Linked DNA regions of Homo sapiens: region 2 is linked to region 1. Evidence: chromatin loops called from intact Hi-C (ENCODE). Cell type or tissue: breast epithelium. All regions are shown on one strand. Each heading gives the region's core, and the rest is flanking DNA. Links, peaks and the distances in the headings are about the cores only.

Region 1 (16,821 bases), core at 4,568-12,567:
GGGGTTTCACCATGTTGGCCAGGCTGGTCTCGAACTCCTGACCTCAGGTGATTCACCCACCTGGCCTCCCAAAATGCTGGGATTACAGGCGTCAGCCACTGTGTCTGGCCCGGAATTGTTAAATATACACTGAAGTAAAAAGACAAAACACGGCTGGCCATGGTGGCTCACGCCTGTAATCCCAGCACTTTGGGAGGCCGAGGCAGGTGGATCACCTGACGTCAGGTGTTCAAGAGCAGCCTGACCAACATAGTGAAACCCCATCTCTACTAAAAATACAAAAATTAGCCGGGCATGGTGGCAGGCACCTGTAATCCCAGCTACGTGGGAGGCTGAGGCAGAATCGCTTGAACCCTGGAGGCGGAGATTTCAGCGAGCCGAAATCACACCACTGCACTCCGGCCTGGGCAACAGACCAGGACTCTGTCTCAAAAAAAAAAAAGAGAAAGACAAAACACAATGCAGGTCACTTAGCTATTTTCTCTAGAAAACAATTAGCTGTCATGATGCAGAAGATTGTTATAATCTATAAGGGGGAGGTTGTGGTTATTTTTACTCTAAAATCTTCCACTGCTTTTTTTTTTTTTTTTTGAGATGGAGTTTCACTCTGTCACCCAGGCTGGAGTGCAGTGGTGCAATCTTTGCTCACTGCAACCTCCACCTCCTGGGTTCAAGCGATTCTCCTGCCTCAGCCTCCCGAGTAGCTAGGATTATAGGTACACACCAAGAGGCCCAGCTAATTTTTGTGTGTGTATATATATATATGTATGTGTATATATATAATTTTTTTGTTTTTTTTAGTGGAGACGGAGTTTCACCATGTTGGCAAGGCTAGTCTCAAACTCCTGACTTCAAGTGATTCGCCCACCTCGGCCTCTCAAAGTGCTGGGATTACAGGCATGAGCCACCGTGTCCGGCCCCACTACATTCTTAAAGAAGCAATAAATTGACCTTGTTTAAATACACAATCTGAATTACTGGGGTCTTTTGAAACTAAACCTTTGTTCATTACTAAGATTTCTATTTTCCTTCCTCTTTTTCAGCACTTATTTCTATAGCAGTCTCCCAGCTGATGCCACTTAACTTCATTGAACAAAAAATGAGGTTTAGAAAATCACAATAATCATTGTGAAAGTATTTGATAGGAGATCTTTATTTGGGGTGAATTGGGTTATGATGTCAGTCCTGTGATTTCAGCGGAACTGTTTCTTTTTATCCATTGTCAGTGAGTGCTCATTAATACTTAAATGCAGCTTTCTTTTTCTTTCTTTTGAGACAGAGTCTCGCTCTGTCACCCAGGCTGGAGGGCAGTGACGCAATCTCGGCTCACTACAACCTCTGCCTCCCGGGTTCAAGTGATTCTCCTGCCTCAGCCTCCCAAGTAGGTGGGATTACAGGCACCTGCAACCATGCCCGGCTAATTTTTGTATTTTTAGTAGTGACAGGGTTTTGACATGTTGGTCAGGCTGATCTCGAACTCCTGACCTCAAGTGATCCGCCCGCCTTGGCCTCCCAAAGTGTTGAGATTATAGGCATGAACCACCACGCCTGGCATAATGCAGTTTTCTACTAAATGACTGATTTTGACATGCTTCCTGTTATTGGCCCTGCTGTTCAGCTGAAATAGCAGGATAGGAGATGGTCGTGTGATGGCCGATAGGTGGCAGTGCTGCTGGGACAGGCCCAGCCTGGTAGAGACGAGTATCTCAGACAGGAAAAACAGGACCCAGATGGCTCAGACTGTTGGGTTAGCATCTGGCCTTCGACAGGTCACCCTGGCCCGCCAGATCAGCCCCAGGCCTGACAAAAGCACTACAGGATAAAGAATAGGATCTCATTAAATGCAGTGGAAGTAACGTGAGAAGGATGGCTTTTCATATGCCATCCTAACCCTCCCCTCCCCCCGTTTTCTTTGCTTTGCTTTTCATACTTCTTAGCTTCTTGGATCTCTTGCTTTAAGAGGAACTAGGGTGTGGGCACAGTGGTTCACAGCTATAATCCCAGCACTTTGGGAGGCTGAGACGGGTGGATCAGTTGAGGTCAGGAGTTCAAGACTAGCCTGGCCAACATGGCGAAACCCCATCTCTACTAAAAATACCAAAATTATCCAGGCATAGTGGCACACACCTTTAATTCCAGCTACTGGGGAGGCTGAGGCAGAAGAATTGCTTTAATCCAGGAGGAGGAGGTTGCAGTGAGCCAAGATCACGCCACTGCACTCCAGCTTAAGCAACAAAGTGAGACTCTGTTTCAAAAAAAAAAAAAAAAGAGGAACTAGAGCTTAATATTCTCCTTGCAACATCACAGTCACAGTGCTGGTTGAGTAGTTACTTGCCTCGAAGGACTGGTAAGCCTTTGACAAGGATTGGTTACTTGGGAAGTTTTCTTGCTTACCTGTAGAAGTTAAGCTGCTCACCGACAGGAGCACAGACAAGTAGTAAAGTTCAGGGGTTGTTGTTTCCTACATTTGAGAGAGAAAAGGTGCTATGAGGAATACTTTGTCTTTTAATCAGAATGTGTTAAAAATGTTTTGCCACAAGGATTTAAATGAAGGTGCCAATTTAGCAAGAAATAGAAGTCTTGCTGTATACTGTGCCAAACCCAATCCAACAGCTTCAGTTTTTTTTTGTTGTTGTTGTTGTTGTTTGTTTGTTTTGAGGCAAGATGTTGCTTTGTCATCCAGGCCAAAGTGCAGTGGTGTGAGCATGGCTCACTGGAGCCTTGACTTCCTGGGTTCACGGGATCCTCCTGCCTCAGCCTCCCAAGTAGCTGGGACTACAGGCACGTGCCACCAGGTCCAGCTAATTTTTGTAATTTTTGTAGAGATGGGGTTTCTCCACATTGCCTATGCTGGTCTTCATCTCCTGGGCTCAATCGATCTGCCTGCCTCAGCCTTCCAAAGTACTGGGATTAGAGGCGTGAGCCACTGTGCCCGGCCTGTTTCACTGTTGATTAATATCTTAACTACTTTTCGAAGCTCTAGTAAAGTAGAATTCACCTACAAAAACAAAAATCTCTTGTAGAATTTTTAAACTTTCCCCAGTGAAATGTTTTAACTGTGACATGTGCCTAATCAGGTATTCCATCTCCACATATCTCTTCTTTTGGTGTCAGTAGAAAATAAATATTGAAGACATATTATTTACAGCCAAACTTTCAGATTAAGATAAGCCTTTAGAAATTCTTTGTTTATGGCTCACGCCTGTAATCCCAGCACTTTGGGAGGCCGAGGTGGGTGGATCACGAGGTCGGGAGATCCAGACCATCCTGGCTAACACAGTGAAACCCCATCTCTACTAAAAAAAAATACAAAAAATTAGCCGGGCATGGTGGCGGGCACCTGTAGTCCTAGCTACTCGGGAGGCTGAGGCGGGAGAATGGCGTGAACCTGGGAGGCGGAGCTTGCAGTAAGCACAGATTGCGCCACTGCACTCCAGCTGGGGTGACAGAGTGAGACTCTGTCTCAAAGAAAAAAAAAGAAATTCATTGTTTAAAAACATACACAGTCTGTTGCCAAAACTGTTAACACCATAGTGCAGACTCCTTAACTGAAGGATCCCACACCAAATGCAGAAGACATCCACTTCAGTGCCCGTGGCAATGGCTCCATCTGAACAAACTGCACAGTAAAACCTAAAAAGACAGAGGAACAGCATCAGTTTTTAGGTTTAATCATCTCAGAAAGAAACATATTCTTTGTTTTTTTGTTTTTTTTTCTTAAGACAGAGTCTCACTCTGTCACCCAGGCTGGAGTGCAGTGGCACAATCTCAGCTCACGGTGACCTCTGCCTCCTGGGTTCAAGTGATTCTCCTGCCTCAGCCTCCCTAGTAGGTGGGATTATAGGTGTGCACCACCACTTCTGGGTAATTTTTTGTATTTTTAGTAGAGACAGGGTTTCACCATGTTGGCCAGGCTGGTCTCGAACTCCTGACCTCAGGTGATCTGCCCACCTTGGCCTCCCAAAGTGCTGGGATTATAGGCGTGAGCCACCACGCTCGGCTAGAAACATATTTGAGCCACCACGCTCGGCTAGAAACAGATTCTTGAATGCAAACCTAAATGCAATTTGTTTCCTTCCCTTCCTGCTGTGGAACAGAAATGTCCAGTCTGGGCAAACTAATTTTTCCTTTGATATAGATTGTATGCATGTTTTTTTTTTTTGAGACGGAGTCTTGCTCTGTCGCCCAGGTGGAAGTGCAGTGACGTGATCTTGACTCACTGCAACCTCTGCCTCCTAGGTTCAAGCAATTCTCCGGCCTCAGCCTCCCGAGTAGCTGGAACTACAGGTGCCCGCCACCACGCCTGGCTAATTTTTTTTGTATTTTTAGTAGAGACGGGGTTTCACTGCATTATCCAGGATGGTCTCGATCTCCTGTCCTTGTGATCCACCCACCTCAGCCTCCCAAAATGGGATTACAGGTGTGAGCCACTGTGCGCGGGCTTTTTTTTTTTTTTTTTGAGACGGAGTCTTGCTCTGTTGCCAGGCTGGAGTACAGTGGCGCCATCTCAGCTCACTGCATCCTCTGCCTCCCAGGCTCAAGTGATTCTCCTGCTCCAGCCTCCTGAGTAGCTGGGATTACAGGCCTGCACCACCACACCCAGCTAATTTTGTTTTTTTTTTTGAGACGGAGTCTCACTCTGTTGCCAGGCTAGAATGCAGTGGCATGATCTCGGCTGACTGCAACCTCTGCCTCCCGGGTTCAAGTGATTCTCCTGCCTCAGCCTCCCAAGTAGCTGGGACTACAGGCGTGTGCCACCACGCTCAGCTAATTTTTGTATTTTTAGTAGAGACAGAGTTTCACCATGTTGGCCAGGCTGGTCTCAAACTCGTGACCTCAGGTGATCCATCTGTCTTGGCCTCCCAAAGTGCTGGGATTGCAGGCATGAGCCACCACACCCGGCCCTATTTTTTCATTTTAAAAAATTCGGACATAGTTTTTGCTGAAATCATATATCACTCTTTTTTTTTTTTTTTTTTTTTTTTTTGAGACAGAGTCTTGCTCTCTTGCCCAGGCTGGAGTGCAGTGGCACGATCTTGGCTCACTGCAACCTCCGCCTCCCAGGTTCAAGCGATCCTCCTGCCACAGTCCCCATCGTAGCTGGGACTACAGGCACGTGCCATCATGCCCAGCTAATTTTTGTATTTTTAGTAGAGAAGGGGTTTTGCCATGTTGGCCAGGCTGGTCTTGAACTCCTGATCTCAGGTGATCCACCTGCCTCGGCCTCCCAAAGTGCTGGGATTACAGGCATGAGCCACCGCACCCGGCCCATACATCACTCTTAAAAGCACATTCAAAGGAAAATATAATTAAGATAGATTAGCTAAAATATTTCTTAAACTTCTCCACATTTCAGAATGTTGAGAATAGAGACCAACTCTGTGTCCTTTTTTTTTGGAGATAGGGCCTCCCTCTGTCACCCAGGCTGGAGTGCAATGACATGACTCACTGCACCCTCCACCTCCTGGGCTTTAGTGACCCTCTTACTTCAACCTCCCAAGTAGCAGGGACTACAGGTGCATGACACCATGCCCAGCTAACTTCTTCTATTTTTTGTAGAGATGATGTCTCACCATGTTGCCCAGGCTGGTCTTGAACTCCTGACTTCACACGATCCTCCCACCTCAGCCTCAAAGTGTTGGGGTTACAGGCATGAGCCACTGGACCCAGCCCTGTATCACTTTTTGACTTCAAGTTGCCATTGTCCTTGTTTTTCTACGCAGAATCATCTCTTGATCAATGACTATTTATTGAATGAAAAACCCGATACTTTAATATTATAACACTAAAGAATTTTATAGCAGAAGGAATTTGGGCCAGGCATGGTGGCTCATGCCTGTAATTCCAGCACTTTGGGAGTCTGAGGTGGGTGGATCACAAGGTCAGGAGATTGAGACCATCCTGGCCAACATGGTGACACCCCATCTCTACTAAAAATACAAACATTAGGTTCGTGTGGTGGCGCGTGCCTGTAATCCCAGCTACTCAGGAGGCTGAGGCACGAGAATCGCTTGAACCCAGGAGGCGGAGGTTGCAGTGAGCCGAGATCACACCACTGCACTCCAGCCTGGCAACAGAGCAAGACTCCATCTCAAAAAAAAAAAAAAGGAATTTATGTTTAACTTAATTTGGTTCCGTACTCAAATTATAGAACAACTAAAAGAGAGGCCAGGCACGCTGGCTCACGCCTGTAATCCCAGCACTTTGGGAGGCTGAGGCAGGTGGATCACCTGAGGTCAGGACTTTGAGACCAGCCTGACCAACATGGTGAAACCCCATCTCTAAGCTGGGCGCGGTGGCTCACGCCTGTAATCCCAGCACTTTGGAAGGCTGAGGCTGGTGGATCACCTGAGGTCAGGAGTTTGAGACCAGCCTGGCCAACATGGTGAAACCTCATCTCTACTTAAAATACAAAAAATTAGCTGGGCGTGGTGGTATGCACCTGTAATCCCAGCTACTCGGGAGGCTGAGGCAGGAGAATCGCTTGAACCCGGGAGGCGGAGGTTGCAGTGAGCTGGGATCGCGCCATTGCACTCCAGCCTGGGGACAAGAGCGAGACTTTGTCTCAAAAAAAAAAAAAAAAAAAGAAAGAAACCCCTTCTCTACTAAAAATACAAAATTAGCTGGGTGTGGTGGCGCATGCCTGTAATTGCAGCTACTAGGGAGGCTGAGGCAGGAGAATCACTTGAACTTGGGAGGCAGAGGTTGCAGTGAGCCGAGATTGCACCATTGCCCTCCAGCCTGGGCAAAAAGAGTGAAACTCCATCTCAAAAAACAAAAAGCAAAAACAACTAAAAGAGATACTTAGGAAGTTTTTAAAGATTCCCTTCACCTGAATTTTAGATGTGAGTTGTTTTTTTAATTTTAGTCTATGAGTTCCTGAAGAGCAGAGAGCTCTGTCCTACCAATTTTTGTTGTAGCAGTGTCTGGCTACTATTTGTAGTAGATACTTAATAAATGCTTGACGGATAACTACACACTTACCAATTGTGAAGAAGGTAAAGATGGTATTACTAACCAGGTTGTACAGGAGAGATTGGCTGCAATATTGGGAAGATCTGGGCCTAAAAGTCAATAAACTGGGTGATACATTAATTTATTACTTATTACAGGAAATCTATGGTATACGCGTAACACCAGAAGGCACTAATCCTTGAACTCTAATTCTTATTCTGGCACTGGGTTCATCTTGGCTGTAGGCAACTCACTTCTCTTGAGAACCTTGGTTCCTTTACCATGACTGTAAATAAATGCTACAAAATAGTCCATAAATAATAGTAAGAGTTATTAGTGTCATCACTGGTAAATAAATAACGTTTACCATGTTTCTTTTCTTTTTTTTTTTTTTTTTGAGACAGAGTTTTACTTTGTCACCCAGGCTGGACTGCAGTGGTGCGATCTCTGCTCACTGCAACCTCTGCCTCCCAGGTTCAGGCAATTCTTGGGCCTCTGCCTTCCCAGTAGCTGGGATTACAGGCACGTGCCACCACACCCGGCTAGCTTTTGTATTTTTTGGTAGAGATGGGGTTTCATCATGTTGGCCATGCTGATCTCGAACCCCTGACCTCAAGTGATTGGTCTACCTTTTTTTTTTTTTTTTTTTGAGACAGAGTCTTGTTCTGTCACTGAAGCTGGAGTGCAGTTGTATGATCTCAGCTCACTGCAACCTCCACCTCCTGGGTTCAAGCGATTCTCATGCCTCAGCTTCCTGAGTAGCTAGGATTACAGGCGTGTGCCACCACACCTGGCTAATATTTTGCATTTTTAGTAGAGATGGGGTTTCATCATGTTGTCCAAGCTGGTCTCGAACTCCTGACCTCAGGTGATCCGCCCACCTTGGCCTCCCAAAGTGCTTGGATTACAGGCATGAGCCACTGATCCTGGCCTTGTTTACCTTTTTTTTTTTTTTTTTTGAGACAGAGTCTCGCTCTGTCACCCAGGCTGGAATGTAATGGTGTGATCTTGGCTCACTGCAACCTCCACCTCCGAGGTTCAAGCGATTCTCCTGCCTCAGCCTCCTCAGTATCTAGGATTGCAGGCACATGCCACCATGCCTGGATAATTTTTGTATTTTTAGTTGAGATGGGGTTTCACCATGTTGGTCATGCTGGTCTCAAACTCCTGATCTTGTGATCCACCCGCCTCGGCCTCCCAAAATGCTAAGATTACAGGCATGAGCCATTGCATCTGGCCTTTTTATTTTTATTTTTGAGGTGGAGTTTCGCTCTTGTCACCCAGGCTGGAGTTCAATGGTGGGATATCAACTCACTGCAACCTCTGCCTCCCAGGTTCAAGCAATTCCCCTGCCTCAGCCTCCTGAGTAGCTGGGATTACAGGAATGTACCAGCATGTCAGGCTAATTTTGTATTTTTAGTACAGACAGGGTTTCTCCATGTTGGTCAGGCTGGTCTCACACTCCCAACCTCAGGTGATCCGCCCACCTCAGCCTCCCAAAGTGCTGGGATTACAGGTGTGAGCCACCGTGCCCAGTCTTGTTTACCATTTTTTTTTTGAGACGCAGTCTCACTCTGTTTCTTGCAGTGCCGCGATCTTGGCTCACTGTAACCTCCACCTCCCGGGTTCAAGCAATTCTCCTTCCTGAGCCTCCCGAGTAGCTGGATTACAGGCATGCGCCACCACGCGAGAGTGGGCTTCACCATGTTGGCCAGGCTGGTCTCGAACTATTGACCTCGTGATCCACGCCTCGGCTTCCCAAAGTGCTGGGATTACAGGTGTGAGCCACCGTGCCCAGCCCTTATTTACCAGTTTTTAAATTCACGTTAATTTGCGATTTTGGTGAAAAACTATTTCATGGGAATTCTGACTTCTAGTAAGGAAAAATGACTTATTTTACACAGACTTTCTGTAATAGAAGCTGGTGAGTTTGAGTTCGGCTAATTACAAGGAGTGTTGCAGCTTCCTGTCACTCCCCCTCGCTTAAGTAGATTCTCAGTTTTCAGATTTTTTTTTAGAATTAAAGTTATTAACAGACTGTTTCCGCTAAGAATAATTTCGAAGACAGAATCTGAAAGAACATATTAAGTAATAATCAGGTCGGGCGTGCCTGTCACCCTCAGCCCTGCAGACATAAGCTAACGCTAGACCGTTGGGACTGGTCTCCAGGGAATCTGTAAGTTGAGACATTGGTCCCCTCATTGTCTCCTATTTAATGGCTTTCTATACCAGAAGAAGTAAGTGTGGATTAAAAGTTAAGCTCAGTTTACCCACAGCTATCTTCACTATATTGAGATTTTTGGCTTTTCAAAGAAGTGAAGTAGGTGATTGCCCTTGGTAATAGGGGCAGAAAACATGGGGCAGGCTGCAATTAACATTTTACATTACTCGTTTAGTGATGAAATAGCTTCCAGAAAACAAATTCAGGTTCTGTTTGGTGATAATGTTACATTTAACTACAGAGATAAAGTTTTAAACATAATGATATTTTGTGTTTTTAGTAGAGATGGTGTTTCTGATTGAATTGAGATCCATTGCATTCTAATAAAATTCTATCTAATAATACTTCAATAAGAATATTAAAATAGCTACTACTTATTGTTCTCCCATTATTTAGCAGGCTTTGTTGATACTGATTTTTTGTTTTGTTTTGTTTTTTTTTTTTTTGAGACAGAGTCTTGCTCTGTCACCCAGGCTGGAGTGCAGTGGTGTGATCTCAGCTCACTGCAACCTCTGCCTCCTGGGTTCAAGCAATTCTCCTGCCTCAGCCTCCTGAGTATCTGGGACTACAGAAGCACACCACCATGCCCGACTAATTTTTGTATTTTTAGTAGAGATGGGGTTTCACCATGCTGATCAGGTTGGTCTTGAATTCCTGACCTCGTGATCCGCCCACCTCTGTCTCCCAAAGTACTGGGATTAGAGGTGTGAGCCACTGCTCCCAGCCTGTTGATACTGATCTTTAGGGAATCTTTAGAACCTTGGTTCCTTTATCATGACTGTAAATTAATGTAAAACAACCTGCAAGTAATACTAAGTTATCAATATTCATAATTGGTAGACAAATGTGTCAAACATTTTACATGCATTATCTAATTTAATATGCACAAAATCCTATGACATAGGACTGTGGTTCTCCATTTTTTTAAATGAGGAAACTGACTGTTAACTGACAAACTGAGAGTTAATCTACCTACCACAACTTGCACAAGCAAATGAAAATTGTTACTGCTCAAAGCATTTTTGAAATTCTTTTGAGATTACGTGTACGTAGTTTCCATGGCATGTAAGAAAATCTTGGTCGGGCACAGTGGCTTAAGCCTGTAATCCCAGCACTTTGGGAAGCCGAGGCAGGTGGATCACCTGAGATCGGGAGTTTGAGACCAGCCTGGCCAGCATACTGAAACCCCATCTCTACTAAAAATACAAAAATTAGCTGGGTGTGGTGGCGGGCGCCTGTAATCCCAGCTACTCAGGAGGCTGAAGCAGAAGAATCGCTTGAACCCGGGAGGCAGAGGTTGCAGTGAGCTGAGATCGTGCCATTGCACTACAGCCAGGGGACAAGAGTGAAACTCCATCTTGGAAAAAAAAAAAAAAAAAAAAAAAAAGAGGCCGGGTGCGGTGACTCACGCCTATAATCCTAGCACTTTGGGAGGCCAAAGTAGGCAGATCATGAGGTCAGGAGTTCAAGACCAGCATGACCAATATGGTGAAACCCCATCTCTACTAAAAATACAAAAATTAGCTGGGCGTGGTGGCATGCGCCTGTAATCCCAGCTACTCAGGAGGCTGAGGCAGGAGAATGGCTTGAACCTGGGAGGTGGAGGTTGCAGTGAGCCAAGATTGCACGCCACTGCACTCCAGCCTGGCGACAACGAGACTCTGTCCCCCCACCAAAAAAAGAAAAGAAAGAAAATCTCACCATTAACTAATCATTCTAACTCCCTTCTTCACTGTAAACTATTAAATTCACCTTGATTATTTTATTAATTGGGTTTAGCACTGAATAACTTTAGGGGATTCACAGAAATCAAATATACCCTCCAAAGACAGATTTATCCCCAGTGAAGGTACTCAAAAGAATATGCAATTTCAAAATATACCCCCAAGAGTATTTAATGGCAGCATTGTTGGAACAAGAACATAGCTACATGCTTAAAGTTATTGTTTTGAAAGGAATAGCACCCTTTTAGAGGTGTAAATCCTGAGAGGTGGTGAGGTCAGCCATGTTACTTAACTCTTAGCCAACACAGGTTTAATACTGAGCATCCTGAAATATGCGATAGGGAAAGCCAAACAGAATTACTATTGTTTTCGAAAAGTTGATTTTTAAAAAACTGACTTTTTAGCCAGGAGTGATGGCGTGTGCTTGTAGTACTAGCTACTTGGCAGGCTGAGGTGGGAGGATCTCTTGAGCCTGGGATTTGAAGGCTGCAGTGAGCAATGATTGTGCCACTGTACTGCAGCCTAGGCAACAGAGCGATACCCTATCTCTAAAAAAAACAAAAACAAAAACAAAAAAACCCTGGCTTAATGTTATGTTAATATTTACATCTCAGTGTTTTTAAAACATAAAGATCAGTTATTTTGGCCAGGTGTGGTGGCTCATGCCTCTAATCCCAGCACCGTGGGAGGCCAAGGTGGGAGGATCACTTGAGGCCAGGAGTTTGACACCAGCCTGGGCAACACAGCGAGACCCCATCTCTACCAAAAATAATAATAATAATAAAGATCAGTAACTACCCAGGCCAAAACGCAGTGGCTCAATTTCAGCCTCCCGAGTGGCTGGGACTACAGCCACGTGCCACTGTACCCAGCCCAAGATTAGTAATTTTAAAATTAAAAGTAAATTTTAAGCCTCAAGACTGCCAGAGAAAGAAATGAACTCCTTATTGTCACAGTGAGCTGAGGAGGGACACTTACAGCCTGAGCTGGTGAGTTCTCAGCAGCCAGCAGTGCAAGCGATAGGCCGTGTGGGCCAAACAAAAGTGAATCATGGTGACACTGGGCCCAGAGCACCTGGAGCAAGACAAGGAGGACCCAGGTCAGTCCCGTTAGAGTTTCCAAACTGCTGCACCCATTCATCAATCGGCCACAGCCCCCCTATACGCATGCGCATGTGCCCTGCAATGATATGGAGGAAGTACTCTTCAGGAAAGGGACAGACCCTAGTTCTTTAAAACCCACTTTTGGCAGCAATAGGAGCTCACTGTAACCTTAACTCTTGTGTGGCTCTGAAGGTTTAGAGTCTGGTGTGAGCTCGAGTTGGCTTTGTTAACAGTTAGTGGAACTGTGAGCTGGATATTTGAGACAAGTTATAGATGTAACAAGGGAGAAAGACAGCTTCCTTTATGCTGAGAGATCAGCTTCCTCCAGCCCTTCCACATCCCTTGGGCATCACCTGGAAACCTAAGCTTATCCCCAAGTGTAGGGCTAAAAGCTGTTTGTTCCATCCTTCCCTGAAGTCTGCTTCAGAACTGCAGCAGCTCCCTTGAGGACCCACACCTCTCGAACTCAGCCTTACCCTTCTTCCATCTCTCTCTTGGGAATAGTAACTGAAACCTGAGATGGGCGGGGTTGTCTGACGCCAGCTGTCTGTCTGGTGCCAGCTGAACCCAGCCCCTCCACCAGTCTTTGAGAGCATGCTCAGTGGCTGGTGGATACCCTGATTTCTCTGTAGGCCTCAGGGTACTATGGGCATGTCGCATTCATCACCCCCTCCCATAATACCACTGGTAGTTTTTATGGGTATCGAGGGCCTGGGGTAGGGATAAAGGGTATGGGTACAAGCCCCAAGTGAATCATGGTATGATACTTTTGATGGTAACTGAAAGGTAAGACATTTAAATCATTCTTAGTGATGAACTCATTTTTTTCTAATGCCCTAGTGACTACTACTGAACCTTCTCCGTTATTCCCTAAGAACAGTTAGCAGTGTCCCTGTGATCCCACCACTGTGCCTTCTTTCGAGAAGGCCCCAAGTATATATATATTTTTTGAGACGGAGTTTTGCTCTTGTTGCCCAGGTTGGAGTGCAATGGCATGATCTCGGCTCGCCGCAACCTCCACCTCCCAGGTTCAAGTAGTTCTGCCTCAGCCTCCCAAGTAGCTGGGATTATGGGCATGTGCCACCATACCTGGCTAATTTTGTATTTTTAGTAGAGACGGGGTTTCTCCATGTTGGTCAGGCTAGTCTCGAACTCCCAACCACAGGTGATCCACCTGCCTCGCCCTCCCAAAATGCTGGGATTACAGGCATGACCTACCGCGCCCGGACCCCAAGTATCTTTCTTACTTCCATTTCCACTGACTATTTGTGGCTGCTTTTCCTATCTTGTTTCATCCCGTCCAATGAATTCCAAATCATCACTGTCATCAGTAACATCACTTTCCTCAAAAATAACAGCTGCCGCCGGGCGCGGTGGCTCACGCCTATAATCCCAGCACTTTTGGAGGCTGAGGCAGGCGGATCACGAGGTCAGGAGATTGAGACCATCCTGGCTAACATGGTGAAACCCCGTCTCTACTAAAAATACAAAAAATTAGCCCGGCGTAGTGGTGGGCGCCTGCAGTCCCAGCTACTTGGGAGGCTGAGGCAGGAGAATGGCGTGAACCCGGGAGGCGGAGCTTGCAGTGAGCCGAGATCGCGCCACTGCACTCCAGCCTGGGCGACAGAGCGAGACTCCGTCTGAAAAAAAAAAAAAAATAACAGCTACCATTCATTTTAACACTGTGCCAGGCAATATGCTAAGCCCCTTGCCATGTTTATCCTCAGAATTAATCCTCAAAGTAACTGAGATTGGCCTTCTCATTATCTCCATTTTACAGATAAAGAACCTAAAAACAGAGTTAAGAGATCAAATCAAGATCACACAACCAAATAAGGGTTTTTTTTTTTTTTTTTTTTTTGAGACGGAGTCTTGCTCTGTAGCCCAGGCTGGAGTGCAGTGGCGCGATCTCGGCTCACTGCAAGCTCCGCCTCCCGGGTTCACGCCATTCTCCCGCCTCAGCCTCCCGAGTAGCTGGGACTACAGGTGCCTGCCAACACACCCGGCTAATTTTTTGTATTTTTAGTAGAGACAGGGTTTCACCGTTTTAGCCAGGATGGTCTCGATCTCCTGACCTCGTGATCCGCCCGTCTCGGCCTCCCAAAGTGCTGGGATTACAGGTGTGAGCCACCGTGCCTGGCCCCAAATAAGGGTTTTTAACACCCATGTCATATTATTTTGAGAACCCTGTTGTCACTCCTTTGCTCAGAAACCTTCAAAGGTTCCCATTGTCCAAGGGGTTAAAGTTTATATTTCTCAACTCCTTAGCTATGAGAGGGCTCAATTCCAATCTACACTGTTCCAGTTTATCTCCCATTTTTCTTCTTGGTGAGAGAGCTTAAGAGTCAGGAAACCTAAATTCTAGTCCTGATGTGCCATTCACTAGCTTTGTCCACTGACAGCATAAAATCTGAACAAAAGCAAGTTGGTCAGCCTAGCAGTTATGTCTGACTACTATTGGGCTACAAATGAACAGTCTTGACACAGGTGTTTTCAGTATTGCCAAGTCTTAGATGTACACAGTGAGGCATTGCATAGCCTTAATTTCCAGATTTATTTTTAACCCACTATTTCTTTTTTTTTTTTTCCAAGATGGCGTCTTGCTGTGTCCCCCAGTCTGGAGTGCAGTGGCACAATCTAGGCTCACTGCAACCTCCATCTCCCGGGTTCAAACAATTATCCTGCCTCAGCCTCCCGAGTACCTGGGATTACAGGCGCACACCACCACGCCCAGCGAATTTTTGTATTTTTTAGTAGAGACGGTTTCACCATGTTGGCCAGGCTGGTCTCGAACTTCTGACCTCGTGATCCGCCCACCTCAGCCTCCCAAAGTGCTGGGATTACAGGCGTGAGCCACCGCATCTGGCCCCCATTATTTCTTTTTTGAGATGTTTGTAATAGTGAAAAATTAGAAAAACCTAAATATCCAAAGGTCGAAGATTAACTGGAAAAACTGAATTAACTATAGATTATCATTTGGAACATGCTAATTGCTTTTGGCCAAGTTATTTTTTTGCAGTGAGAATCAAATGACAATGTGTATGAATTTTATTTTATTTTATTTTATTTTTGAGACAGAGTCTCACCCTATCACTCAGGCTGGAGTGCTGAGGCGTGATCTCAGCTCACTGCAACCTCTGCCTCCTGGGTTCAAGTAATTCTTGTGCCTCAGCCTCCCAAGTAGCTGGGATTACAGGCACCAGCCACCACACCTGGCTAATTTTTATACTTTTGGTAGGGATGGGATTTCACCATGTTGGCCAGGCTGGTCTCAAACTCCTGGCCTCAAGTGACCCACCTACCTCGGCCTCCCAAAGTGCAGGGATTACAGGTGTGAGCTACCACACCGGGCCGAAAGTATTTTTATAAAGCCAGGTGTGGTGGTTCACACCTGTAATCCCAGCACTTTGAGAAGTGTAGGTGGGAGGATCACTTGAGCCCTTGGTCTTGAAATCCTGGGCTCAAGCAATCCTCCCACCTCCACTTCCCAAAGTGGGAAGCAGAGCCTGGGCAACAAAATGAGACTCCTTCTCTACAAAAAAATAGAAAGATAAGCTGGGTGTGGTGATGTGTGCCTGCAGTCCCAGCTACACGAGTAGCTGAGGCAGGAGGATCCTTGAGCCCAGGAGATCGTGGCTGCAGTGAGCCATGTTCAAGCTAAACCTCCCAGCTTTCCCAGCCTGGGTGACAGAACAAGACCCCGTCTCAAAAAGAAAAAATAAAAGTATTCTATACTTTTGTTTTTGTAAACCAAAAGTAGCATATAACTATTGATGTGTTTATTGTCATTTGCTATATTTCTATGTTAATTATAAAAATGCTTCAAGCGGCCAGGCACGGTGGCTCATGCCTCTAATTCCAGCATTTTGGGAAGCCGAGGCAGGCGGATCATGAGGTCAGGAGATCAAGACCATCCTGGGCTAACACGGTGAAACCCCATCTCTACTAAAAATACAAAAAATTGGCCAGCATGGTGACGCACACCTGTAGTCCCAGCTACTCGGGAGGCTGAGGCAGGAGAATCACTTGAGCCAGGGAGGTAGAGGTTGCAGTGAGCCAAGATTGTGCCACTGCACTCCAACCTGGGCGACAAAAAAAAAAAAAAAAAAAAGCTTCAAGCTCTACAAAAAATTCCCCAAAGTTTTGAAAATACTTTGAGCAAGATTATGTCACTGGAATTATATTTATAAGATCTCAGGGCCAGGTGTGTTGGCTCATGCCTGTAATTCCAGCACTTTGGGAGGCCGAGGCGGGTGGATCACCAGGTCAAGAGATCAAGACCATCCTGGCGAACATGGTGAAACCCTGTCTCTACTAAAAATACAAAAATTAGCTGGGTGTGGTGGCGTGGGCCTGTAGTCCCAGATGCTCAGGAGGCTGAGGCAGGAGAATCGCTTGAACCCAGGAGGCGGAGGTTGCAGTGAGCTGAGATTGTGCCACTGCACTCCAGCTTGGCAACAGAGCGAGACTCCATCTCAAAAAAAAAAAAAAAAAAAGATCTCAGAATGATTATTTTTAAGACATTCTTTGGATATATAAGAATATTTATTACTTTTTAATTTTTATATTATTGTTGTTATTTTGAGACAGAGTCTCGCTCTGTCACCCAGGCTGGAGTGCAGTGGTGCAGTCTCGGCTCACTGCAACCCCTGCCTGCCAGGTTCAAGTGATTCTCCTGCCTCAGCCTCCCAAGTACCTGGGATTACATGTGTGCGCCACCACACTCGCTAATTTTTGTATTTTTGGTAGAGATGGGGTTTCACCATGTTGGTCAAGCTGGTCTTGAACTCCTGACCTCAAGCGATCTCTCTGCTTTGAC
Region 2 (15,160 bases), core at 3,818-11,817, 67 kb before region 1:
CAAAGGACAGGCTGGACAGCTGGGACTGAGAAGCCCATGGAGGCGCAAAAGCAGAGGAATGGCACAAGTGCACGTGCCCTTGGGATCAAGTCAGCACTACGGTGAACATTTGCAGAGGGTTCCAGGGCCAGAATCGAAACACGGTGACAAGCTAGTTCCGGGAAACATCAGGGGCACTTCTGGGGGCTACTTGGCCTGGAGTGAGAATGGGGGGCCTCAGGAAGAAAACACGTGCAAGCACGGGTGGGGCAGCCGCAGGGCAGGGGGCTCCTTCTGTGGGCACGCAGAGCCAGAGCAGTCAGGAACAGCGGGTGCCTGGGTGGCAGCAGCGGGACGGCGCAGGAGGGTAGGTCAGGGACCGGGGGAGCCTCTCTCTGGAAGGAAGTCCAACCTGCCAAGCGGAGGGCATTGGGCCCTGGTCAGGAGATGACTCGGGCAGAGTGGTCTCCCAGGAAGACCGGAGTCTGGGTGGATTCATGTGAAGCCCTGTGTGAGATGTGTGGAAGGGCAGGTGGGACACCACAGGCAGGACCTCACGAGGCCCAGGTGCAGGGCAGAGAGGGAGCAAGAACAGTGAGAGCTGCTCCCGAGAGGCAGGAACCAGTGGGTTTTCTATGAAGGAGGCAGAGCAGGGCAGGGGAGAGGTCCACCTGCCCCATCCCATGTCTACTCAGGCCCCACAGGCTCCTGTCCCCATCACAGCCCTCACTAAGCATGGGACTGCCCCCCATGCACATGCTCCAACAGGACAGGGGCTGCTTCAGTAGCTGTAACAACCCCATGCCAGCCTGATCCAGCACCTGGTGTGTGGCATGGCAGGCCCACAAGGAGAGCAGGGAGGATGAGTGGCTTCTGCTCTTCTTCCTCTGCCTAGAAACCCTTTCCCTCCCTCCTCATGGTCCTCCTGGAACTCAGTACTCACCCAGTGCTGTCACCGTTGTCAAGTCTGTCGGTCCCTGCAAGAGGGAGAAGAGGGGCAGAATCTTGCCTGTCCTTTCCCAGGTGCCCTGGCCCCCACTTGCTCTGCCTGAGAGCTGTGCTCAGCCTCAGGTGAGTCTTAACCTCGGCTTTGCCTCCTCCAGGTGGGTCGGCTGACTTAACGGTGCTGGGGGAGCTCAGGGGAGGTCACCACCCAAACAGTCAAGGAGGAAGAAGGTGGGGGAACGGGAGTCTGAAGATGCTGTGGGCAGGAGGGAGGGAATCCATGGGGAAGGAGGAAGGAGGAGGAGGGCAGGGAGCAGAGGAAGGGGAGAGTGAGGCAGAGGCACAGAAAAGGCTCCCGTGGAAGGGGGAGGGCACCTGGGCCAGCAGATTGCCTGTGGCTGGGCCTGTAGGCAGAGCCGGGGTACAAGGGACCCAACAGCTGCTGGGCAGTGAGTGGGGGCGACGGGACTGGGCCAGAGGGGAGGACCAGCTAAGCTCAGTTAACTGGATGCCCTTTCCTGGGAATGGCTCCAGGCACACTCCCCAGCCCACAGCAGGGAGGGAGAGATCAGCCAGCAGCCAGCCAGGCTTTCACCAGGGGCCATGGCAGCCCTTGGGGCAGGGCAGTCTGGGGAGGAAGAGAGCACCATTGTAGACCCCACAGCTCAAGGGAGGAGGGAAGACAGCCAGGCCTTAATCCCCGAGAGCTGCCCAGCCCCAGGCCTCCCAACAGAAATCAGGATCTGAAAGGAAGACTCAGGCTGCCCAGAGCCACCCGGACCCACAGGCAAAGCTTCTATCTAGCAGGTCACAACCAGGACAAGGTGTGGGAGCCAAGGGGACCTGGTCACCAGTTCAGAGTCAGCTGCCCAAGGAACCCTGAGGAAGAGGAAGGTGCTGTCATGGGAGGATGAGAAGCATTTGCTATGAATTGGAACACATCAGAGAAAAACCAGCCCCAAATGCGTATGTACATCCTAGAGAGAGGGGAGGGCAGACAATAAAACACGAGTGATGGGGAAATCCTTAGCACACAGGAAAAAGACAGGTGCTGGGGCCAACCCGCGGGTGAGTGGGAACAGGAGTGTGAGGGTGGGCAGCGGGCCCTTCCTGAGCAAAGACGGGAAGACAGTGAGGGAGGGAGTTGGGGAGCAGAGCTGGACAGAGGCCCTATGGTGGGGGCACAGGGGCGGCTGCAGGCCAGCACTGGGGTGGGGCTGCGGTGGAACAGGCCCAGGCAGAAGAGGGGACAGGGCCTGTGTCACAAGGGCAGCTGGGAGCTGGGAGCAGAGGAATGGCTGGTCTGACTCGGGGTCCAGCAGGACCACCTGACTGTTGAATGGAGACAGGCCCAGGGCCAGAGTAGAGGCCGTGGCAGGAATCCAGGCAGATCTGCTGGTGTCTCAGGTGAGAGGGCAGCAGCAGAGGGTGAGGGTTCAAGGCAGCCAGCTGGGGACTCGTGGCACAGGCAGACAACAGGGAGCGCACTGTGGGATGTGGGGGCAATGGTGACGGCTCCCGGGTTTTCAGTCTAAGTGGCTGAAGGTCGACATTCCTATCAATTGAGATGGGGAGAAGCAAGTGGAACAATTTTGGGGGACAATCACGAGCTGAATTTTAGACTTTAAGAGGTTTTTCCATCTCTGAGCCTTTGTTTCCTTTTCTGTAGAAAGGGGGTGATAACAGCACCTACCTCAAGGGCAGGTTGTGAAAATGAGATAACATGCAAAGAAAGCACTTGAAGCCTGGGCACATAATGAGACTCCGTCTCTACAAAAAATACAAAAGTTAGCTAGGTGTGGTGGCGTGCACTTGCAGTCACAGTTATTCTGGAGGCTGAGGTGGGAGGATCGCTTGAGCCTGGAAAATCAAGGCTGCAGTGAGCAGTGATCATGCCACTAAACTCCAGCCTAGGTGACAGGGCAAGACCCTGTCTCTAAAAAAAAAAAAAAAGAGGACAGGTGCGGTGGCTCAGACCTGTAATCCCAGAACTTTGGGAGGCCAAGGCGGGTGGATCACCTGAGGTTGGGAGTTCAAGACCAGCCTGACCAACATGGAGAAACCCTGTCTCTACTAAAAATACAAAATTAGCCGTGTTGGTAGTGCATGCCTGTACTTGGGAGGCTGAGGCAGGAGAATCGCTTGAATCTGGGAGGCAGAGGTTGTGGTGAGCCAAGATTGTGCCATTGCACTCCAGCCTGGGCAACAAGAGTGAAACTCCATCTTGAGGAAAAAAAAAAAAAAAAGCACTTGGCCCAGTGAGTGCCTGGTATACAGCAAAGGCTCAATAAATTCTAGTTACTATACTAATGAGATAAGAAAATGACACAGACCATGTAAGTAAATGCTTTTTGTTACAGTATGGGGGATGGGAGTAAAAATAAACAGTAAGAATTCAAAGGCTTTTAATACCCTCAGCTTCTCGCCTCTTCTCTCCCAGCTGCCCGTCAGTCCCCAGCTGGCTCAGAGGAATGATAAGGGACAGAGAGGCGGGAGGGGACCTTGCTTCCACAGTCTGAGTGCTGCCCCGAATCACTGGGAACACTTCTCAGCAGGGTGCCGCTGACATTTCAGACTGGGTGCGTTTCTGCTGGAGGGCTGTCTGCACATTGCAGAAGCTGAGAGGCATTCCTGGCCTCCACCCACTAGATGCCAGTAGCAGCCCCCCTCCAGTTGTGACAATCGAATCGAATATATCTTCTGACGTTGCCATGTGTCCCGTAGGGGACAAAATTGCCAGGTCGAGAGCACTGCTTTAAAGAAGCAGCTGACACGTACTCTGGCTTACTCTGTGCCTTGCACCATTGGCAACTCTCAGGTAAGTGAATCATTCAGTCTTCGCCACACACGTCCCTACAGGGCTTTACAAATGGGCATGCCATGGTGCACAGAGGTGACATAACTCACCTGTCATGGCCCAGCTAGTCCACATCGGAGCAGGATGGAACCCAGATTGTTCAAGGTCTCAACCGCTCTGCCCTGTTGCTCTCCAGTATACAAGTACCTGGGTAAAAAGTCACTCTGAGCCAGCGAGGGGGACGGGGGGCAGAGGCCTGCCGCAGCTCCTGCTAGAGTCCCACACAAGGTAGCACCTCAGGTCCTCTAGCGACATCAAAAAAGGGAGTGCCAGAGGGAATTTCCACACGCTCCACTCTCAGTAATTAAACTGCAACAACCTCCCAGACTCTCAGGCCTCAGGAGCAACCGCCTTAATTAATATATTCCACGTTGCAGCCTCCTCCATCCACAGCCACGCTCGGTATTCCCGAACCGCACTCCACCAGCAGAGCTAGGACAAAACAGGCCTCCTAGTGAGGCATGGCATTTGCAGGCCACAGCCCCATTCTTAGGGGATAAGCCTGGGATGGGGAATGTGTCTTGAGGTCACCAACCCCAATTCAAACCTGATGCAAAGCTCCTTCCTGCTCCCTGAAGCCAGGTGATGCTACCGAAGAATAATTACTGTTGTCACCACAGCATTTTCTAAGTCCAGGCACAGAGTGGCAGAGTCAGTCAGCCCTCACAAGCCTGCAAGGTAGGAATTATTCCCATTTTATGGATGACAAAACTGAGGCTCAGAGAAGGTAAGTAACCTGCCTGAGGCCATGGAGTAATAAGTGGTAAGCCTGGATCCAAGGCCATGCTTTCCCTCTCTCCTAACAGCCCCTTCTGGCTCAGGAGTTGACAGACGCATTATCCATTTTAACTGAAATTAAAAGAAAAATGTGGGCCGGGCACAGTGGCTCACGCCTGTAACCCCAGCACTTTGGAAGGTGGAGGCGGGCAGATCAGGAGGTCAAGAGATCGCCAACATAGTAAAACCCTGTCTCTACTAAAATTACAAAAATTAGCTGGGCATGGTGGCACACGCCTGTAATCCCAGCTACTCGGGAGGCTGAGGCAAGAGAATTGCTTGAACCCAGGAGGCAGAGGTTGCAGTGAGCTGAGATCTCGCCACTGCACTCCAACCTGGCAAAAGAGCAAGATTCCGTCTCAAGAAAAAAAAAAGAAAAAGAAAAATCCACCTTACAGGAAAAAGAAAAACGGCTAGAGTCCAACCCACTGCCAATCAGAGATTAATTCGAAAATAAGGCTTACAATTATTATATACCAATAGAAATTAATTAATTATTTTTGAGATGGAGTCTCACACCGTCACCCAGGCTGGAGTGCAGTGGTGCGATCTCAGCTCACTGCAACCTCCGCCTCCCGGGTTCAAGTGATTATCCTGCCTCAGCCTCCTAATAGCTGGGATTACAGGCACCCACCACCACACCCAGCTAATTTTTGTATTCTTAGTAAAGACGGGGTTTCACCATGTTGGCTAGGCTGGTCTTGAAATCCTAACCTCAAGTGATCCACCTGCCTCAGCCTCCCAAAGTGCTGGAATTACAGGCATGAGCCACCACACCCCGCTAATTAATTTTTAAAAAGAAAATATGGTCTGGGCACAGTGGCTCATGCCTGTAATCCCAACGCTTTGGGAGGCTGAGGTGGGAGTATCACTTGAGGCCAGGAGTTTGAGCCTGGGCAACAAGGTGAAACCCCATCTCTACAAAAAATAAAAAAAAAAATTTAAAAGCTGGGCATGGTGGCCGGGCGCGGTGGCTCATGCCTGTAATCCCAGCACTTTGGGAGGCTGAGGTGCGCGGATCACCTGAGGTCAGGAGTTCAAGACCAGCCTGGCAAACATGGTGAAACCCCGTCTCTACTAAAAAATACCAAAAATTAGCTGGGTGTGAGGCTGAGGCAGGAGAATCGCTTGAGCCCAGGAGGCAGAGACTGCAGTGAGCCGAGATCGCGCCACTGCACTCCAGCCTGGGTGACAGAGCAAGACTGCCTCAAAAAAAAAAAAAATTAAGAAATGGTAATGTAAGGCGATGGGGAGAGGCCCTGCATCTGTCTACACACAGTGCCATCTGCATCGCATCCCAGACCACCCCATGTTAGCCACAGCTAGCCCTCCTCCAGTGGGGGCAGCCATGAAGCCCAAATGCAGGAGGACCCTTTCCTCTCTGGCTACAGGTCTGCTGCCGTGGGAGTGATTCTGGAATTCTCAACAGTTTGCCCTATGCACACTCCGAGATCAGAGTAGCCCGCCTGTCCCCTTCACAGCAGTGCCGTGCACGCTGTTCCAGGTCCAGAGCTCTCTGATGAAGGCCCTTTCGGAAGGTTCTGGGAGCATTTAAATCAAATCCACCTGACCTCATTCAATACAGCCCCGCAATGGCCAGAATGCAATGCTGCACCCAGCTGAGCCGCCTACCTACTGCAGGAAAGGTACTGACACGGCAACCAGGCTGGGAGGGAGGCGCCTGGAACCACTGGGGCATCCTCCTTTCTATGAAGGGGCTCCTGTTCAGAGCAAGCTCTGCAGGCCACCAGCAGGCATGCCACACACACCAAAGTGCTCCAGCACAGGCACAAACCTGCCTGGAGACAGCTTCCCCAGGACCTGCACGCTGGACAGGAAGCAAAAAGAAAGGGCTCCTTCTGTCCCTCCCACGCACTGAGGCAGGCGGTCAGATCCAAGCTTACCCTCATATTCCCTCTACAGCCGTGGCTCTCAATGGGGGCGATTCTGCCCCACGGCAGAAATGTGGCAATATCTAGAGACATTTTTGATTGTCACGACTAGTAGGGTCCTGCTGGGTAGAGGCCAGGATCAGTGCCCACCACCAATAATTATCCAGCCCCACGTCTGGAGAGCTGAGTGAGAAGCCCTACTAGGGGGCCATCTCGGAGCTGCCGATTGCACCAGGCTCCCTCCACATCTCTGGGCCTCTGCATCTGCTATGCTTTCCACCTAGAACTTCCTTCCCTCCCTGATTCCTGAGACCAAGCCTCACAGATGTTCTCTGCTCTACAACACCTTCTCTGGGCTGCCTCGAGGCCTGTGTCTGCACATCCGCCTGCATTTCCTCTTCTCGCATCACCGCCCCAACACTGTACCTGGATATCTGAGAAATGTTCACCACCAGACTGGAAGCTCTTTGAGGACAGACCGGGGGTGGTTTTAAGGCCTTTATAGGCCCCAGGGAACCTTATTCTCAGAGACATACTAAAACAAACCCACATCTCTTATTAAATGTAATCCTCACGTAACTCACAAGAGTAGAGGGAGTGATATATTTTTTTCCCACATGGCCAATATTTTTGTGGACCCTAGAAAAACTTGTAAGGCTCTGTGCTGAAGAATCTGGACAGGTGAGACACCACTGCTAGCCACAACTGGGGCTCCTCGAGTGGTGAAGTGAATGGGAACCATGAAGGAAGTGCCCCCCAGCCTTTGCATGGCCTCACTTCAGATAATCCTAACACACCAAGGAGCTGGAGGAACCTGCATGTTCCTATAACTGGATTGGCATGAGGCATCTGTTTACATCTTCTGGTTTAAAATATTTATCCTTGTGATTCTGGCCCAGATCTCGTTGTCTCTCCAGTCCTGAATTGAGTGAAACCCACCTTTTTACAGAGGCAAGAGTACCTGGCAGGCCTGCTCTGACAGCCTCTTGAAATTCAGCTGAAAACAATGCAAACAGGAAGGCATGTGGAGCCTGAGGAAGTTTCCTTGGCTGCCCCAGAACACTGAAGATCCTGGGCTATGTCTTCAGGCTCTACTGTTCTAACCAAGGGGACGTGCTGGTGGAGGTTTTCTCTCTGCACAGTGGGGGGACAAGGACAGAAGAAAAGAAAGGCATCTTTCGGCTTAATTTTAAAAGAGGTTCTTTTTTCTTCCCAGAGAACAGCTGGAGCCCTGGAACCTGGCCAAGTCAGAGCCTGAGACCTGAAGTCAGGAACCAGCACGCCTACAAAATCCAGCCACGGATCTTCCTTTAATTCAGTCTGACTCATTACCTTCAGCCTCTGGCAGGTTCCAGAGGGGTTACTAATGCAGAATCCAGAGCCTTCTTCTATTTATAAGCCAATGGAAGGGCTGGAATCCTAGCTCTTGCATGGGTACAAGCGCCCCCTCACTCCTGGGTATGAGGCCTCCCAGGCCTGACCGACCTTCCCCATGGGCTGTGCACCTGGCAGGAAGCTTCCTGAGCAAAGGCATCAAAAGATCCTCTGTGTCAACTGGAGGTAGAGGAACGCTTTTTCTCTCCTGGGACACCAGAGAGATCCCCAGCAAGCTGACTAAGTCCCCAAAAGGCAAATTAATTTGCATTTCTGTCAGGAAGGGACCACTTCCAGACCTAGTAATTCCAGGGATGGAGCCTGGCCCAGAGGTTCTGGAGAGCATGGGTCACCTCCAGAGAGTGCGGGTCACCTCCAGAGAGTGCGATCAGACTGGAAATTTTGACCTATGGAAGCTCCATCAATCCCGCTGTCAAAAGCTATGCCAGCTCTTTGCAGGGTCACAGCTTAAAATTTTAATTACATTAGGAAATTTAAAAGTACTTCAAGAAGAAAGGGGGAAAACTGACACAGTGCTATTTTTGGCGGGGGTGGGGGGCACTCACGTTTCTCCACAAGGTACATAAGGTCCCTTCACTCTGAACCACACTGACATGTTCACGCCACCCCATTCCCACAAGGACAAGCCTCATCCTCAGAGGCAGGCCTGGGCATGGCCCGGCCCTCCCATTGCCTGAGGGTCACCCAGATCTTCTCAACAGGCACCTCTCTCTCCAGCTCTTCTCCCCTTGCCCCATTCCCTCCATAGCTTTCCCTCATTAAAGCCTCTATAATTGGTTCAAACAAACAAGCTTCCTGAACTGAGTTTGCTGCATCCCCTCAGAATCCCAGGGCTGGGAAAGCCTCCAGCTTCCTGTGGTGAGGATTAGGTCATTAAATCAATTGGATCGGCTGCAGGACTGTGCCCCCGGAAGCAGCCCCCTCCTCACCACCCGGCTCTGGGGATGGTCATCCTCAGGACCTGGCTGAGAGACCCCAGGTGCAGCCTCCTGGGGAAACGCTTCCCAATCAAACTCTTCGGAAAATAAGTTTTGTTGGGCACAGTGGCAAATGCCTGTAATCCCAGCACTTTGGGAGACTGAGGTAGGAGAATTGCTTGAGGCCTGGACTTCAAAACCAGCCTGGGCAATAAAGTAAGACCCCATCTCTTTAAATTTTTTTTTTTTTTTTTTTTTTTTTTTTTGGAGATGGGGTCTCGCTCTTTCCCTCTGTCGCCCAGGCTGGAGTGCAGTGGCGCAATCTCGTTTCACTGCAACCTCTGCCTTCCAGTCTCAGGTGATTCTCCTGCCTCGGCCTCCCGAGTAGTTGGGACTACAGGTGCGTGCCACCATGTCCAGCTAATTTTATTTTGTATTTTTAGTAGGGACAGGGTTTTGCCATGTTGGCCAGGCTGGTCTCAAAATCCTGACCTCATGTGATCTGCCTACCTCAGCCTCCCAAAGTGCTGGCATTATAGACATGAGCCACCGAGCCTGGCTTCTACAAAAAATCTTTAAAAGATTAGCTGGGTGCAGCCTGGGCGCGGTGGCTCACGCCTCTAATCCCAGCACTTTGGGAAGCTGAGGCGGGCGGATCATGAGGTCAGGAGATCAAGACCATCCTGGCTAACACGGTGAAACCCCGTCTCTACTAAAAATACAAAAAATTAGCCAGGCGTGGTGGTGGGTGCCTGTGGTCCCAGCTACTCGGGAGGCTGAGGCAGGAGAATGGCGTGAACCCGGGAGGCAGAGCTTGGAGTGAGCCGAGATCGCGCCACTGCATTCCAGCCTGGGGGACAGAGCGAGACTCCGTCTAAAAAAAAAAAAAAAAAAAGATTAGCTGGGTGTGCAGTGGCTTGCACCTGTAGGCCCAGTTACTTGGGAGGCTGAGGTGGGAGGATCCCAAGAGCCCAGGAGTCTGAGGTTGCAGTGAGCTATGATCACACCACTGCACCCCAGCCTGGGCAACAGAGCGAGACTGTCTCAAAAAAAAAAAAAGAAAAGAAGTTTTAAGGCCACTGCCTCTTTCCAACAGGCTGTCAGCATAAAGGTATGTGTTAATTTGCATAAAGATATAGGTGTATCTGTTTACTTCGCAAATACACCCATCTGTGCTACAGAGGCCAGGGTTCCTGGCTCCACGCATCACGTGAGCCACACTGCTTGCTTGTTTGGGTGATTGCTTCTGCTCTACTAAGCAGGAGGCGACCTTCCTGATCCTTTCCCCTCCAGCTACCTCGGAACAAAACATAATCCAAGGAAGGAGGAAACCTCCCCCTAAGAGGCTGTTGAGGACTCAGTTTCCTTCCTCTCCAAATGTTTAACAAGCCAATAATCAAAATCAACAATGCTTTAAACAAAGACCCCTTCAGAATCTCCCATGTGTTTATCCCATTAACTTACTGTGGGAAACGGTATCGGGACAAAAACTCCTGATGGGTCACAAGGCCTTGTCCAGTCTGAAGGCAAGGACAGTGGCAGCTGGAGCTGAAGGGAAGGAAGATCAGAAAAGACGCACTTGCTCCAGAAGAGGGGAAAATACAGCACCTGATACAATAGGAATCCACCCACAAACCCTGGAGGGTTTGTTCAAGGTTAAAGCCACCACAGACAAGCTCAGGAGAGTAGCCACAGGGGCGGCCAGTGTAAAGTGTCCAAGAAACTGTCCCTAGTCACAATGGGCGCAGGCATGAACACCCAGATCTGGGCACACCCTGGCAAACTAGCTCAGGAGACGAACCACCATCACCCATTTGTAATGACATCCCCTTTCCCAAAGCCACGAAACTGTTAGTCACCAAACCACAGAAAGGAAGCAGAAGCTTCTGGCAAAACTGGTCTGTTAAGAGCTCCCCTGGCAAAAAGACTCCAGTTTTTCCAGGCCAACGACTCACCCAAGACTGTTACATTTTACAAAATGAAACCCAGGAGTCTTTACAAGCCCATATCCAAAGAATGTAAGCAGGACCTGCCCTCCTGCAAAAACTCTCCATTGAGAGGAAAAAGCTTATCTCAAGGGTCACTGGAAGAGGGTTAATTACACGACACATTAATTTGATGATTAAGATGATTTCTGAGGATTAAGACTTTGTTTAAGTCCCAGAGAACAAAACTTCCTTGCAAATTTCCTTGGAGCACATAATGCAATGTTAAAAAACGAAAACAAAACCAAAAAAGGCATCAACGCACAGGACAAAGCATGCTAGGTCTTACCTGCTTCTAGAAAAGTCACTGAAGTCTGCCAGAAAGACACTAATCATAAAAACTTCCAAGTCCGAAAAAAGAATAACTCACCCAAAAAAGAAGTTCCTAAGAGAGAGGGAAACTGACTATTGTACATGCTGTAAAAGGACAAAGAAACCAGAAATCCAGGACAATAACCCAGGAGGGCCACGGCAACCAAAGGACCTGCAATCAAAATCAATTCCAGATGGAACAAAGTTGTTTTTTTTTCTTCCTCCTCACCTTTTTCTTTTGAAAAATTCCAAAGCCACGGAAGAGCTAAAAGAACAGTACAAGAACATCCACATACCTTGCTCCTGGAGTCCCACTGTTCACATTTTGCTATATATGTTTTATGGCTCTGTGCTGTGGGTATATGTCAAGGTACACGCACACTGCTGCTTTTCCTGAACCATCTGAAAGTCAATTGCAGAGATCATGATACTTGGCTAATGCCTCAGCACAGATCTCCTAAGGCCATTCTCCTACATAACCACAATATCATTAACACCCCAAGGAATTCTTGTTTGTTTGGTTTTGTTTTTTGAAACAGTGTCTCGCTCTGTCACACAGGGTGGAGTGCAGTGGTGCGATCACAGCTCACTGCAGCCTCAACATCCAGGGCTCAAGTGATCCTCCCCCCTCAGCCTCCTGAGTAGCTAGGATTAGAGGTGTGCACAACCACACTCGACTGCTTTTTTTTTTTCTTTTCTTTTGTGAGACAGGGTCTCACCCTGTCACCCAGGCTGGAGTGTAGTGGTGCAATCTCAGCTCACTGCAACCTCCACCTCCCAGGCTTAAGCGATCCTCCCACCTCAGCCTCCCAAATAGCTAGGCCTGCAGGCATGCATCACTATACCCAGCTAATTTTTATAGTTTTTGTAGAAATGGCGTTTCACCATGTTGCCCAGGCTAGTTTTGTTTTTTGTTTGAGACAGAGTCTCGCTCTGTCACCCAAGCTGGAGTGCAGTGGTGTGATCTCTGCTCACTGCAATTTCCGCCTCCCGGGTTCAAGAGATTCTCCTGCCTCAGCCTCCTGACTAGCTAGGATCACAAGTGTGACTGCCATGCCTGGCTATTTTTTTTTTTTTTTTTTTTGAGACAGAGTCTCACTCTGTCCCTCAGGCTGGAGTGCAGTGGTGCAATCTCGGCTCACTGCAAGCTCTGCTTCCCAGGTTCACACCATTCTCCTGCCTCAGCCTCCCAAGGAGCTGGGACTACAGACGCCCACCACCATGCCCTGCTAATTTTTTGTATTTTTAGTAGAGACAGGGTTTCACCGTGTTAGCCAAGATGGTCTCGATCTCCTGACCTCATGATACGCCCGCCTCGGCCTCCCGAAGTGCTGGGATTACAGGCATGAGCCACTGCACCCGGCCTGTTTTGTTTTTGAGACAGTCTTACTCTGTCACCCACGCTGGAATGTAATGGCACAATTGCAACTCACTGCAACCTCCGCCTCCTGGGTTCCAGCGATTCTCCCACCTCAGCCTCCCAAGTAGCTGGGATTATAGGCACCCACCACCATGCCCAGCTAATTTTTGTATTGCAGTTGAGATGGGGTTTTGCCATGTTGGGCAGGCTGGTCTTGAACTCCTGACTTCACGTGATCCGCCCGCCTCAGCCTCCCAAAGTGCTGGGATTACAGGCGTGAGCCACCATGCCTAGCCTAGTTTTGTTTTGTTTTGAGATGGAGTCTTGCTCTGTCGCCAGGCTAGAGTGCAGTGGCACGATCTCGGCTCACTGCAACCTCCGCCTCCCGGGTTCAAGCGATTCCATTGCCTCAGTCTCTCGAGCAGCTGGGACTATAGGTGCACGCCACCATGCCCAGCTAATTTTTTGTATTTTTAGTAGAGACAGGATTTCACCATGTTGGCCAGGCTGGTCTCTCGAACTCCTGACCTCGTGATCCACCCGCCTTGGCCTCCCAAAGTGCTAGGATTACAGGCATGAGCCACCGCACCTGGCCTTGTTTTGTTTTTTAAGAGATGGGACTTGCTATGTTGCCCAGGCTGGTCTTGAACTCCTGGCCTCAAGCAATCCTCCTGCCTCTGCCTCCAAAAGTGCTGGGATTACAGGTGTGAGCCACCACGCCCGACCTTCCCAAGGAATTTAATATTGACCAAGTAGTATCTTTGATATCCACCCCATATCCAAATTTCCCCAATTCCCCCTCCCCCTCAATTTGGCCTTCACTTGTGTTTAATCCAGGACTGGATCAAGGATCTCAGTTGTATTTGGTTCCCATGCTCTTCAACCTACTTAATCTAGAGTGGTTTAGCAGCTTTTCTTTGTTTATCAGGATATTAACATTTTTTAGAGTCCAGGACCCTTGTCTTTAGGATGTTCCACAATCTGGATTTGGCCAATTGTTCCTTAAACACTTTCACAAGAAATTATGTATCTGATGTATCAGTGTTCCACTAGAAGTGCATAATGCCAGTTTGCCCCAATTCTGGTGATGCTGGCTTTGATACCTTGGATATGGATCAAAGTTTTAATGTATAAAACATGGAGTGAATGTATTAGACGAAAACACAGGCAAAGAAAACAGTGCGAGAAGAAAATATGAAATGAAACCTAGAAGTCAGCCGGGTGCAGTGGCTCATGCCTGCAATCCCAGCACTTTGAGACACAAAGGCAGGCAGATCACCTGAGGTCAGGAGTTCGAGAGTAGCCTGGCCAACATGGTGAAACCCCGTCTCTACTAAAAATATAAAAATTAGGCCGGCCATGGCGGCTCACGCTTCTAATCCCAGGATTTTGGGAGGCCGAGGTGGGCAGATCACAAGGTCAGGAGTTCAAGACCAGCCTGACTAACATGGTAAAACCCCGTCTCTACTAAAAAATACAAAAATTGGCCGGGTGCGGCGGCTCACGCCTTTAATCCCAGCACTTTGAGAGACCAAGGTGGGCGAATCATGAGGTCAGGAGTTCGAGACCAGCCTGGCCAAAATGGTGAAACCCCATTTCTACTAAAAATACAGAAATTAGCCAGGCATGGTGGCACGTGCCTGTAGTCCCAGCTACTCAGGAGGCTGAGGCAGAAGAATCAATGGAACCCGGGAGGCCAAGGTTGCAGTGAGCCGAGATCGTGCCACTGCACTCCAGCCTGGGCGACAGAGTGAGATTCTGTCTCAAACAAACAAAAAAAAAAAATGAAAATTAGCCGGGCATGGTGGCGCGCGCCTGTAATCCCAGCTACTCAGGAGGCTGAGGCAAGAGAATCGCTTGAACACGGGAGGAGGAGTTGCAATGAGCCAAGATCACATCACTGCATTGCACTCCAGCCTGGGAGACAAAGCGAGACTCTGTCTCAAAAACAAACAAACAAACAAAAAACGTGGCCAGGCACGGTGGCTCAGGCCTGTAATCCCAGCACTTTGGGAGGCCGAGGCGGGCGGATCACGAGGTCAGGAGATCGAGACCATCCTGGCTAACATGGTGAAACCCCGTCTCTACTAAAAATACAAAAAATTAGCCAGATGTGGTGGCGGGTGCCTGTAGTCCCAGCTACTCAGGAGGCTGAGGCAGGACAATGGCATGAGCCCAGGAGGCGGAGCTTGCAGTGAGCCAAGATCGCTCCACTGCACTCTAGCCTGGGCCACAGAGCGAGACTCCGTCTCAAAAAACAAAAACAAAAACAAAAACAAAACAAAACAAAAAAAATGAGAATTAGCCAGGCATGGTGGCGCGTGCCTGTAATCCCAGCTACTCAGGAGGCTGGGGCAAGAGAATTGCTTGAACCCAGGAGGCGGAGGTTGCAGTGAGCCGAGATCCTGCTATTGCACTCCAGCCTGGGCGACAGAGCAAGACTCCGTTTCAAAAAAAAAAAAATTAGCCAAGCGTGGTGGCAGGCGCCTGTAATCCCAGTGACTCAGGTGGCTGAGGCAGGAGAATCACTTGAAGCTGGAAGGTGGAGGTTGCAGTGCGCTGAGATCGTGCCACTGTATTCCAGCCTGTGTGAAGAGTGAGACTCCGTCTCAAAAAATAAAAGAAATAAAAAAATTTGGCCGGATGCGGTGGCTCACGCCTGTAATCCCAGCACTTTGGGAGGCCGAGGTGGGCGGATCACAGGGTTAGGAGTTCAAGACCAGCCTGGCCAATAGGGCGAA

The links. Peaks named below come from ENCODE experiments on the same cell type or tissue, not always from the same donor. Only the 100,000 strongest peaks of a DNase experiment are listed, where the experiment ranks them.
Region 2: a loop joins it to region 1, with 15 times the contacts of the local background. A loop is called at or near these places in 6 of 110 quality-filtered maps.

What each region holds. Positions count from the first base shown.
Region 1 is chr1:9,948,837-9,965,657 of GRCh38, forward strand. All of the region lies in intron 1 of NMNAT1 (nicotinamide nucleotide adenylyltransferase 1), which reads left to right. It also overlaps the pseudogene TMEM274P. Among named protein-coding and RNA genes, the nearest start is that of MIR5697, 10 kb to the right of the region's middle. In breast epithelium, for the core only: no CTCF peak of the experiment used is centred there; no DNase peak of the experiment used is centred there.
Region 2 is chr1:9,882,783-9,897,942 of GRCh38, forward strand. It overlaps CTNNBIP1 (catenin beta interacting protein 1), which reads right to left. Exons shown (of 6, transcript NM_020248.3): 2 at 923-956. It overlaps LOC124903838 (a long non-coding RNA gene), which reads right to left and starts at 916. Exons shown (of 2, transcript XR_007065456.1): 1 at 392-916. RefSeq lists enhancers at 1,146-1,935, 4,011-4,599. In breast epithelium, for the core only: no CTCF peak of the experiment used is centred there; DNase peaks (open chromatin) are centred at 6,409, 7,739, 8,509 and 10,599; H3K27ac peaks cover 4,524 bases.